Regions from separate parts of the Homo sapiens genome. Here region 2 is linked to region 1. The links are chromatin loops, found by intact Hi-C in ENCODE. Cell type or tissue: Calu3. All regions are shown on one strand. Each heading gives the region's core, and the rest is flanking DNA. Links, peaks and the distances in the headings are about the cores only. Region 1 has its middle 380 kb from the start of ADGRA3. Region 2 overlaps LOC105374524 (a long non-coding RNA gene).

Evidence for each region. Peaks named below come from ENCODE experiments on the same cell type or tissue, not always from the same donor. Only the 100,000 strongest peaks of a DNase experiment are listed, where the experiment ranks them.
Region 2: it touches region 1 in a loop (4-fold over the local background); 5 of 110 quality-filtered maps call a loop at or near these places.

The regions. Positions count from the first base shown.
Region 1 is chr4:22,894,895-22,900,281 of GRCh38, forward strand. No RefSeq gene overlaps it. Among named protein-coding and RNA genes, the nearest start is that of ADGRA3, 380 kb to the left of the region's middle. In Calu3, for the core only: a CTCF peak has its summit at 2,824 (motif pointing right); a DNase peak (open chromatin) is centred at 2,827.
Region 2 is chr4:23,133,395-23,138,781 of GRCh38, forward strand. The region is part of intron 12 of LOC105374524 (a long non-coding RNA gene); the gene reads left to right. Among named protein-coding and RNA genes, the nearest start is that of ADGRA3, 620 kb to the left of the region's middle. In Calu3, for the core only: no CTCF peak of the experiment used is centred there; a DNase peak (open chromatin) is centred at 2,607.

The DNA of each region.
Region 1 (5,387 bases), core at 97-5,096:
TGATTTATCCGTTTACTCTTATTGGAATGTAAACTTGAGAACAAGGATGGTGTTTGTGTTTTCGGCATTATATGCCTAAGGGCCTGGAAGAGCTTCCAGCACAGAGCAGGAGCTCAATCAATACTTTCAATTGACCAAAAATAAAATAGTAAATAACAGAAAGTACCGAGTAGAAAGTAAAATGATGATGTGACACAGGGGGACTGATGAATTACTTCAGATTAGGTAATCAGGGAGAGCCTCATTGAAGAGATTGCCATTTGAACCAAGGTCTGAAGGACTAGAAGAAGCCAACCATGCAAATACCTGGATAAATAACACCCCAGACTCAAATGAACAGCTAGTGCAAAGGCCCTGAAGGTGAGAATAGGCTTGATGGTCTTTAGCCAAAAAGAAAAGAGTTAGTGTCCTGAAGGATGAGGAGTTAGGAGGATAAGAGATAAAGCCAAATAAATGAACAGGACAATGTCACGTGTGTCCTAGCAGGCTATTAGGATGAGTATGGATTTTATTTTAAATGTGATGAAAACCACTGGAAGGCTTTAAACAGGAAGTCAGGAAACTAACACAATCTTTAGTAGTAGCTCAGGAAAAAAGTAATAGAGGCTTAAACTAAGGGGTAGGGATGGAAATGGAAGGAAAGGGTCAATGTTACTCATTGATGGGCTACTCATTAATGGTTTGGATATGGAGAGGAGTGTGTGTGTGTGTGTGTGTGTGTGTGTGTGTATGTGTGTGTGTGTGTAAGGGAACTGGCAAGTCAAGGATGACTCTTAACTTTCTGACCTTGTTTTTTTGGACAGAGTGTTGACATTTCCTTAGATGAGGGAGGCTGGGACCAAAGTCTGTATTAGCTTTCTAGAGCTATATTAACAAAGTAGCACAAACTATGTGGTTTAAACAACAGAATTTATTCTCATGATTCTGGAGGCTAGAAGTCTGAGATCAAGCTGTCTGTTGCTCGGATTGATGCCCTCTGAGGTCTGTGAGAGAGAATCTGCTTCATGCTATGGTTTGAATGGATCCTTTCCAAAATTGAGGGGCTGCCAATGTGACAGTATTTATTTATTTACTTTATTTATTTATTTATTTTTTTGAGACGGAGTCTTGCTCTGTCGCCCAGGCTGGAGTGCAGTGGTGCTATTTGGCTCACTGCAAGCTCTGCCTCCCGGGTTCACAGCATTCTCTCGCCTCAGCCTAATTTTTTGTATTTTTAGTAGAGACGAGGTTTCACCATGTTAGCCAGGATGGTCTCTATCTCCAGTCCTCGTGATCCACCCGCCTCAGCCTCCCAAAGTGCTGGGATTACAGGTGTGAGCCACCGCACCCGGGACAGTATTAAGAGGTGAGGCTTTTAAGAGCTGATGAGCTGATGAGGCCCTGAGGGCTCCTCTCTTGTGAATGCAATTAAGTCCTGTATGGTAGAGGCTTCACACAGCATTCAGTCCCATACAACTTCTGCCACGTGAGCACATGGCACTCCTCCCCTCCGGAGGAGCTGCCCTCACCAGATGATTGAACCTGCTGGTTCCTTGATCTTGGACTTCCCAGCCTCCAGAATGGTGAGAAATAGATTTCTGTTCTTCATAAACTACTGAGACTCGTATTCTGTTACAGCAGCGCAAGTGGACTAGGACACTGCCTCTCTCCTAGGTTCTGGTGGTTGCTGGAAATCCGTGGCCCCCCTTGGTTTGTAGATGCATCGCCCCATTTCTGCCTTCATCTCTACCTGGTGCTCTTCCTATGTGAGCAGGTTGAGTGGGGAGGGGAACTCACAGTTTCTCTTTTGGTCATTTTAAATAAGATTTGACTGTTAGACTCAAAGCAGTGATATCAGTTACTGTAGGAGAGCAGAGAAAAAAGAGTCAGATCACAGCTGGGAAGGTTTCATGGAGAAAGGGCTAAGGATGGATAGAGCTTTGGCACCATCAAATGTCAGGCTCCTCTGAGACTCCCAAGCCATTTGGATAAATAAATGGATAAACAAGTGTGTTGTAACTACAGAGAAACATTTATTGTTTTTCCCTTCACAGAGGGGAAGATTACCAAGAAATTATTACTTGTTATTCTGATCAGTAACTTTCACCATTTCCAGACGGAGCTGACAGCTACCCAGCAGGGAATGCTGAGTTAGAAATATCCCTTGCTTCCCAGTAAAAGAATTTCTTTTTCTGTCTCTGCTAAGACAGCAGGTCTCTACTGCTGTTGGTTTAGTCTTGCCTGTGACCTGCAATATAAAATGAAGATAATGGGGAAAACAAAATCACTGGATTGGAAATGACTCTTACTGCTACCTCGGCATGATTAGATATGATTTTAGGAATCTGCAAAAAATTCTAGTCTGGTCGTGTAGCTTCCTTGATGAAAGACCTTTACTTGCTTCCCACTGCTTTTAGACATGAGACTCCAATCCTAAACTTTGCCAAGAAGAGCTTGCATGTGCTGGCTTGGCCTAATTCTCTCTTCTCTGCATTCCAGTCTCAGTGGCCTTCCTTTATTTCTCATCCGACTTCCTAACACAACTTTCTCCCTTTTGACTTAAGAACTTTGTATGTATGACAAGCACCTCCCTTGTAAACTTGAGCTTTTTTCCCCCCTCCCTCTTCAATCTTGTTTTTTATTTATCCTCCAGGTGACTGAAGTGCCTAAGCTTTTAAGGGGCATCCTAACCTATTCCATCCTTGTCACTTGGTATTCCCCACTCGTCTGCTGCTTCTTTCTGTAATGACTTTCAAAGGAATAAGTAGGTTTTGATGGTGAATCTTTTGTAAACTATGAAATTTTATGATATTCTCTGCATCACCACTAGGGGGAGGGCTGCCCAAGTTTTATGGTTCAGAGCTTTGGTTACAGCTTACCTGATGGAATGAAGTCCAAAAGAAGAAAGTTAAGGACAGCCGCCCAACCACAGTGGGGAAGCCGGAGGGGAAGGCAGTGTTAGTGCTGGAGCATTAAATAAATAAAATAACACAGGGCAAAAAATTAGAGGAATGGTCACTGGTGATTACAGATGTTAGAAACGTAGCATTAGTTGTTTAAAAATGGATAATAAATGCCTTTGAGAGAAGACATCTTTGCAAAGGGTACTGCTAGAAGCTTTGCTGAGTGGGGGCTCTTTATTTACTATCTTTTTTGTTGTTGTTTGTTTATTTTATTTTATTTTTTTGAGATGGAGTCTCGCTCTGTCGCCAGGCTGGAGTACAGTGGCACAATCTCGCCTCACTGCAATCTCCACCTCCCGGGTTCAAGCGATTCTCCTGCCTCAGCCTCCCCAGTAGCTGGGACTACAGGCACCCACCACCACGCCCGGCTAATTTTCGTATTTTTAGTAGTGACGGGGTTTCACCATGTTGGCCAGGATGGTCTCAATCTCATGACCTCGTGATCCACCCGCCTCGACCTCCCAAAGTGCTGGGATTACAGGCGTGAGCCACTGTGCCCGGCTTATTTACTATTTCTTGTTCCCTCTCTGCCCCACTAGAGGAAACTGAAGAGAATCACGTAGAAAATTCAACTGGGAATTATGTAAGACTTTTAATAGAACTGATTTTTGGTGGAGGTGGAGGGTGGGAGAACATAACAGGGCAAGAGGGTGGTGGTGAAGAGCTTGGACTCTAGTGCTGGCATCTTTGCATTTGACTCCCAGCTCTATTATCAATTAGTTGGCTTACCTTGGATAAGTTACATTACTTCTCTATACCTTAGTTTTCTCATCTCTAAATTGAAAATAATATTAGTCCTTAGAGGGTTATTGAGAGAAGCAATAACAGCTGAAAATGTCATGCTTATTACGTATCAGACATTATCTTAAGCACTTTATATCTGAATCCTTTAGTCCTCACATCAACCCTATGAAACAGGGATCATTGTTATTATTATTATCTCTATCTTACAGCTGAAGAAAAGGGGGCATAGAGGAGTTAGAAATTTGCTAAGGTCACACAGCTAGATGTGACAGAGCCAGGATTCAAGCCCATCAGGTACTTAGTGCCTGGTTTAACTTAGGTACTCAACACACATTAGACATTATTCTGCAATTTCCTGGCTAATCGCTGCCTAGCTGTAGTTGTGGTTTAACAGTCAGGCATCTATTTTTCATCATCTCACTTTGTGTGAGAGGATGTAGGGAGGGAGTGAAGCCTGGCAGAGGAGAAACCACCCAATGCTTGGTAGGTGCAGCTTCATGACTGGTTTGTCTTGCTTTGTGAGAGGATTCTGGAATGTTTGGGATATGAGCAGTACTATTTCAGAGTCCACTTGTATGCCAGCCTGAGGAAACTGGGGCATCCTATTTTTGTGTAAAACATACCATTGTTGCTTCACTTCCATGAGGCCTGAGAGGATCACAGTGCTGTCTTGGCACCCCCAAGCCCCTCAGCTCACAGTTTGGGGAGGATGGAACCAGGTTCCACCTTGAGCCCCCAGGTGGATATCTTTGTTCTCACTGAGGACTCTGGAGGCAACAATGTGCAGAAGCTGTTTAAAGGAATAGGATTTCAACCAGCATGCTGAAGGGAAACAAGAAAACCCTTTATGAGAACATGTCGCCCACCCTGGGGACCTCTAGAAATAGAGAATTTAGAATTGGGAAACCAGGAGACTGTTAACATGTGGGTGAGATCAACAGGCATCCAAGAGTGACTGCCCTCAAAGGGAACACATTCAAACAGGCTATTAGGCCTTGGGTAATAGGATAAATATGGATCTATTTCCTTCCAATTAAGCTATTCTCTCTATTTTATGAAAGGGATAGGCCTGATATATTGTATAGTATTTATTCTCTGGGACGTCCACCTCATATCCCTCAGGAATCTGTCTTCTTGCACCAACGTTTGATTGATTTGAGAGGTGGAAGCTATAGACAGATACCAAGTTGTAATTCAAGTTGAATTTATCGCTCAATCTTTACACAAAATAGTAGTCAACACAGGTTTTGAAAACATATTCTCTTAGGAGAGTTCCTGATGCTGTTCTATGGGATTTACTATATAAATAAACAACAAAAATCAATATTATTAAAAATCAATATTTTAGTTATTTAACTGACTGGTGTGTCCATCATTTAGAAACAGAAGCATATGCTTGGAACCTATATGTATCCTCAGTATGGGCATCTGTGTTACCTTCTAGAGTGAGGACAGGTCAGCATCTGCCTATCTGGTTTTATATGATGCCCAGAATCCTGCAGGTTGTAGATGGATGCTCTGTTGGTATTCTTTGAAGATAACGAGGCCAGTGATTTCTTTCCAATCACTCACTAGAGAGTACATTTGGAAAATATATCTAACTCTCCCAAGAACAAATGACCTATGAGATGGGAAAGACTGAGTTTCCTCTGCTAGAGACATGGATCAGAAGGACACATAGCCAGCTTCAGAGGGTAGAGG
Region 2 (5,387 bases), core at 75-5,074, 240 kb after region 1:
TTTTTTCTTTTCTTTTCTTTTTCGAGCCAGAGTCTCACTCTGTCACCCAGGCTGGAGTGCAGTGGTACAATCTCAGGTCACTGCAACCTTCGCCTCCTGGGTTTGAGTGATTCTCATGCCACAGCCTCTGGAGTAGCTGGAACTATAGGCACCTACCACCACGCCTGGCTGATTTTTGTATTTTTAGTAGAGATGGGGTTTCACCATGTTGGCCAGGCTGGTCTTGAACTCCTGACCTCAAGTGATCTGCCCACCTCGGCCTCCCAAAGTGCTGGGATTACAGGTGTGAGCCACTGTGCCTGGCCACTGGTAATATTTTCTAGCAGGATGTATTAATCCTAGTCATTTAATTATTGAGAAACTGAGGTATAAAGGAATGAGTCTATGGTGAGCAGTTCGCATTGAACTTATCCTCTTCTAAATAAGAAAGGATATAACATTCATTAAGCATCTAATTCCACACCTATTTTCTCATTAATTTGTAGCATATACTCTTTATAGCAATCGTTGGGGAAAGCACCCTAGTATTGTCTGTTTCTCTCTGCGTTGTTGCCTTTCATTCTGATGCCATCATAGCACCTTTATCATTCACTCTTTCTAATAAGACTGTAAATTATTTATGGGCAACGATGGTGCTTTGAACTTGTGTTTCTCTGTCATAATGCCTAGCATAAATACTCGAACACAGTCTAATCAAAATGTCAATCGTGACAAGAGATGCCTGCCAGACCAGTTGTTGGAGACCTCCAGTTTTAACTTAAGAGGCCTCACTTATGCTGTGTCTTTGGGAGAAAGTGAATAGGGGCTGAAGGGATATAGGAGGAAACCAGGGAGAATCTTCATCCTGCAAGATTTCCCTCAGATCAACGTTGTCTCCGTAGTTTCTCTTGTGGGAGCCTTACCCTTTACTTATGCCATGTTGAATAGAGGGAAGGACTTAACAGAAGGGATTTATGGCTGAAAGCTTCCTTAATTATAGGCTAGTATAATAAGTCCTTCCACTATCTTAATGATTGGGGAATTAAGAAGCTCCTTAATAGAAATTGACAGGTTCCATTGTCATTGCAAAGAAGGTTCTGTTATGGTCTAGAGTACCCTGCCAACCATCCAAGGATTTAGGGTTCCCCAAAGGCTCATTAACATCTTAGACCATAAGGTCTCCAAAGGAGGCACTAATGGTCCACCTCGTTATGATCTGAGGATAATGACTGCTTGACATCCATATCCATTGAGATGATAATCGCTCTGTAAAAACTGTTATGATGTCAGCAGCCAAAAAAAAAAGAAAATCTCATTTGCACTTTATAATCTTTGGTTTCTAATATAGTATTTAAATTATGCTAGAATTATTTTATGAATCTGGCTTAATAGAGGCAATGCATATGATGCTCTTTAAAAAAAATTAAAAGTCTCTTTTAAAAAAGTTGTTATCACCCTTATATCACTGCATAAATGAAGGGTAAGATTAGTAAAGCTCTTATAGCACCGAAATACTTATGAGTAATTGAATAAAAAACAAAGACTTAAATTTCCCTTAATTTACATACACATTTACTCCAGGGAGTGAAAAGAAATTCTCTTCTTAGAATGCCCCCAAACAGAGAAAAAAAGCTCATAGTGGTAATAATACTAATAGGAGAGATTGTCAACTCACGCCGAGTGCTTATTATGCATCTTGTCCTGCACTAAGTAATTTTCCTGCATCTCATTTTCATCTTCGCTGAAACATCTCTGAGGGGGCATCTCTCTTGCCCTCACTGTACAGATGAGAATAGGGAGGTGCACAGTGGTGAAAGATGCTGTCCGTGATCTTCAAGGTGGTGCATAGCAAGGCGTGATTCAAATTGATTCACTCTGGATTCAGACTTGTGCTGTAACGATGAGGATTGTGTGCCAGAAAGAGTTATGGGTTTCAGAATCGGGAGAAATGGGCTTATGCTTGGCCACTAACTAGCTGTGTGAACTTGGAGAATTTATTTCACCTCTTGGGACATTCTGGACTAGTAAATCTTGAAAGCATTTTTTACTACCAACGTTTATACTGACAAGGACATCTCAGTAGCAGAACTGAAATCAGAATTTTCACATTACTCTCTCAATAGCTACCAGTATTCATGAGTAGTAACATCATCGTTTTCCCATTGTAATTCAGTTTGGCTGAATGGTTTTCCACTTTGGTACGAAAGTGCTGATTTTAAAATAATCTTACTGCTTATAGAAAACATATGGAAAAAAACCATCCCATATTATTGTTTAACTCTGTAAAGTATACCAAAAACCATTTTTCCAATCAATTTCTATTTGACTTTAAACAAGGGAAAAATGGAGATGAGTGTAAACAAAAATCTATTAGTCAGTGTTAGTACAGCCTTTTTATAGCTCTAAGCATTTCCCTGTGTATAAACATAAGAAAGCAAATTAACATTTTAAAGAGATTTCTCTATTGGGTTATATTTAATAACAAACCAGCATAAAAAGAAGGAATCTTGTAATAATAATTTTCTAAAAATCTGCAGATGCTCTTACAGCCTTGAAGCTTAGCTATTTGTTGGAGCTAAAGCTGCAATACCCAGATTCTTCCACTAGAGGGGTGAATTGTTCCTAATGAATAAGATCTCATTGTCTGGGGAGGGGGACAGACTGGTGCTGATAACTTACAATGATACTGTGGACTCCAAAAATATACTTGGAGTGGCCTTTACCATAATATTCATATTCAGTGAAACTAGCTATAGGACAGAGTGATAGAAAAGAGGTTTTAACTATCAAGTCCTAATGGAAGTACAATCTTGTTATTATGAAATTATTTAGGCTATGGATGGGAAAAGAAATAGTTGTATTCAAGTTGTAACAAAAGATGTCAATTTGGCTGCAGAATGATAGATGAAAATAGAACTTCTGGGGGACAGTATGGTAATTCTGAGTATCTGAGGAGAAAGTTCACTGAGAACCTCAAACATTTATGGTTACTACAGTTGTCTTGCAGAAATACATTCATTGCAATTTTTACACAAAACATGATTAATTAGAAAAACAATAGGCCTGGGCATAAATAGCCAACATTCTCTACTTTGTTTTTTAAGGAGAAAGGAATGTACTGCTGACAAATTCTCTTCAGCTGCACAGTTCATTTCCTATTTGCTACTGCGTTCTCCAGGGATAGTGAAATGTCTGACTGTAGCAGGCAAAATATTGAAGGAATAGAAGTGTCATAAGCCACAAGATTGGCCAAAAATATATATTAGCATGTCCTGACAATCATTGTTTAAAAAGTAAAAGTCAAAAACTAGTTTCTAGTGTTCTAGCAAAAGCAGAAATGCTTTAAGCAAATAATTTCAAGTTATTTCCAGTCCAATGTTGCACATTGACTTTATGTGCACAGAATGTAGACATCATTTTGACATGTTGCTGATGGAAGAGATGCAAAGAAATAAAAATGAGCAGAAAAGAGGTATTTCAAAGGAGGCATATATATATATATATATAATTTTTTTAAGAGAAATTCATATGTTAGAGGTTGTTTTCAGTAGTTTCCAAGTTTTTTAAAGGATCCTTCTTGAGGAGACTTTATATAAAACTCTCCATCAATGCACAGTCCTTTCAGTTTGTGTCAAGGAACAGTTTCTGACACAGTAAGAAATACTAGCTGGTGTCTGGGATAAAATTTACTTCCATCTCACACACACACACACACACACACACACACACACACACACACACACAGAGTCAATCATTATTCACAGATCCTGTATTTGCAAATTTGTCTACTTGTTAAAATTTATTTGAAACCACAAAATCCATATTTCAGGTGATTGTTGGTCATTCCTAGGCATGCATGGGGTGGGAAAATTTTGATCTGACCATATGCAAATACCCAGCTGAGGCTGACATAGCAACACTCTGCCTTCTTATTTCAGCTCTGACTGTAAACAAGGGTCTTTTTGTGATCCATTTAGTGCCTTTTTTTTTATTTGTGCTTTTTTGTTGGTGTTTTAAAATGGCCCTTAAGTGTCATGCTTAATTGCTGTCTAGTGTTCCTATGTGCCAAAGGCTGGGATGTGCCTTACAGAGAAAATACATGTTCCAGATAAGCTTGCAAGTTCAATGTTAATGAATCAACAATAATATTTAAAAAGATGACTTTAAAACATGATTATGTATTGGTCGATTGATTGAAATGTGACCAGAGGCTCACAGGAACCTGACCTTTCCTTTCCCTTAGGAAAGTTCAGTGCCCATTAGCTCAGTGTTGGTGGAGACTTCATAGAACACAACTACTGTGAATAATAAGAATCACATGTGTGTGTACAGAGAGTGGAAGGGAAAGGGAGAGAGAGAACAGAGGAAAGAATCATAATTGTGAATAACAAAGTGTCCTTCACTTTGGAATATTCCTCTCTGCTGACAAAGACAAAAGCATTTATTTTAATTTTTGCATTCAAACCAAACTCAATAGAAGTAGATCAAATACTCCAAAACTGATGAAGGGGAAAACACCCCAGTACAACAAAGGCTGATAGTAAACCATTACCAGCAGTATAAATGAAGATTTGGTATAATAAGTATGTGTCTGCCAATAGCATAAGGTTAGCTCTAGTCTGCCCAGGACTCCATCCCAGCTACGCCAATTGCTACAAATGTGATCTTAGATGATTTATGAAAAACCTTTAGCCTCAGCTTCTTCATCTGAATAAATAGAAATAATATCTATTCAAATAGTTTCCATGAAGTTTGTATAATTTATATAATACAACAAGCATAATGATTATCTTATCAATGAGCATTATTTTACCTTTTGTATTCATTTTTCCTAACAGTTTTTCTTCATATTCCATATAGAAAAAAAAATTAAGACTATGCTCTAAGCAATAGCTTTTAATTTAGGATCAGTCATTTATGATCTCCAGCGTCACCCAGCTCCTTAGCATTTCTCCACAGTTCTTCTGTGGTCCTTTGTCAGTCAGTTCCTGTACCCATTTCTTACAATACTTATCTGAAGCTGTTTCCCATATTCTCCTCCTTCTACCCTATCATTTCCTTTGCTCCTCTCTCACATGGCCTGGATGTCTACCATAAAGGACTGAATGTTTGTGTCCCCCCAGAAGAAATTGTGGTAAAATCTCACTCCACAATATGATGGTGGGAAGGTGAAGCCTTTTGGAGGTAATTTGGGTCATTAGTCCTAAAAAATGAGACTATGGCCCTTATAAAAGAGGTCCCAGACTGCTCCCTAGCCCTCTTTCCACCACGTGAAGTTACAATGAGGAGTCAGTAGTCACAAACCAGAAGTGTAGTATGAGGGAAATATGAGAAGAAAGACTGAAGAGGTAGGCAACGGACAGATCAGAAAGACCTAGTGAGCTAAGACAAAGAGAAGTCCTCTTTTG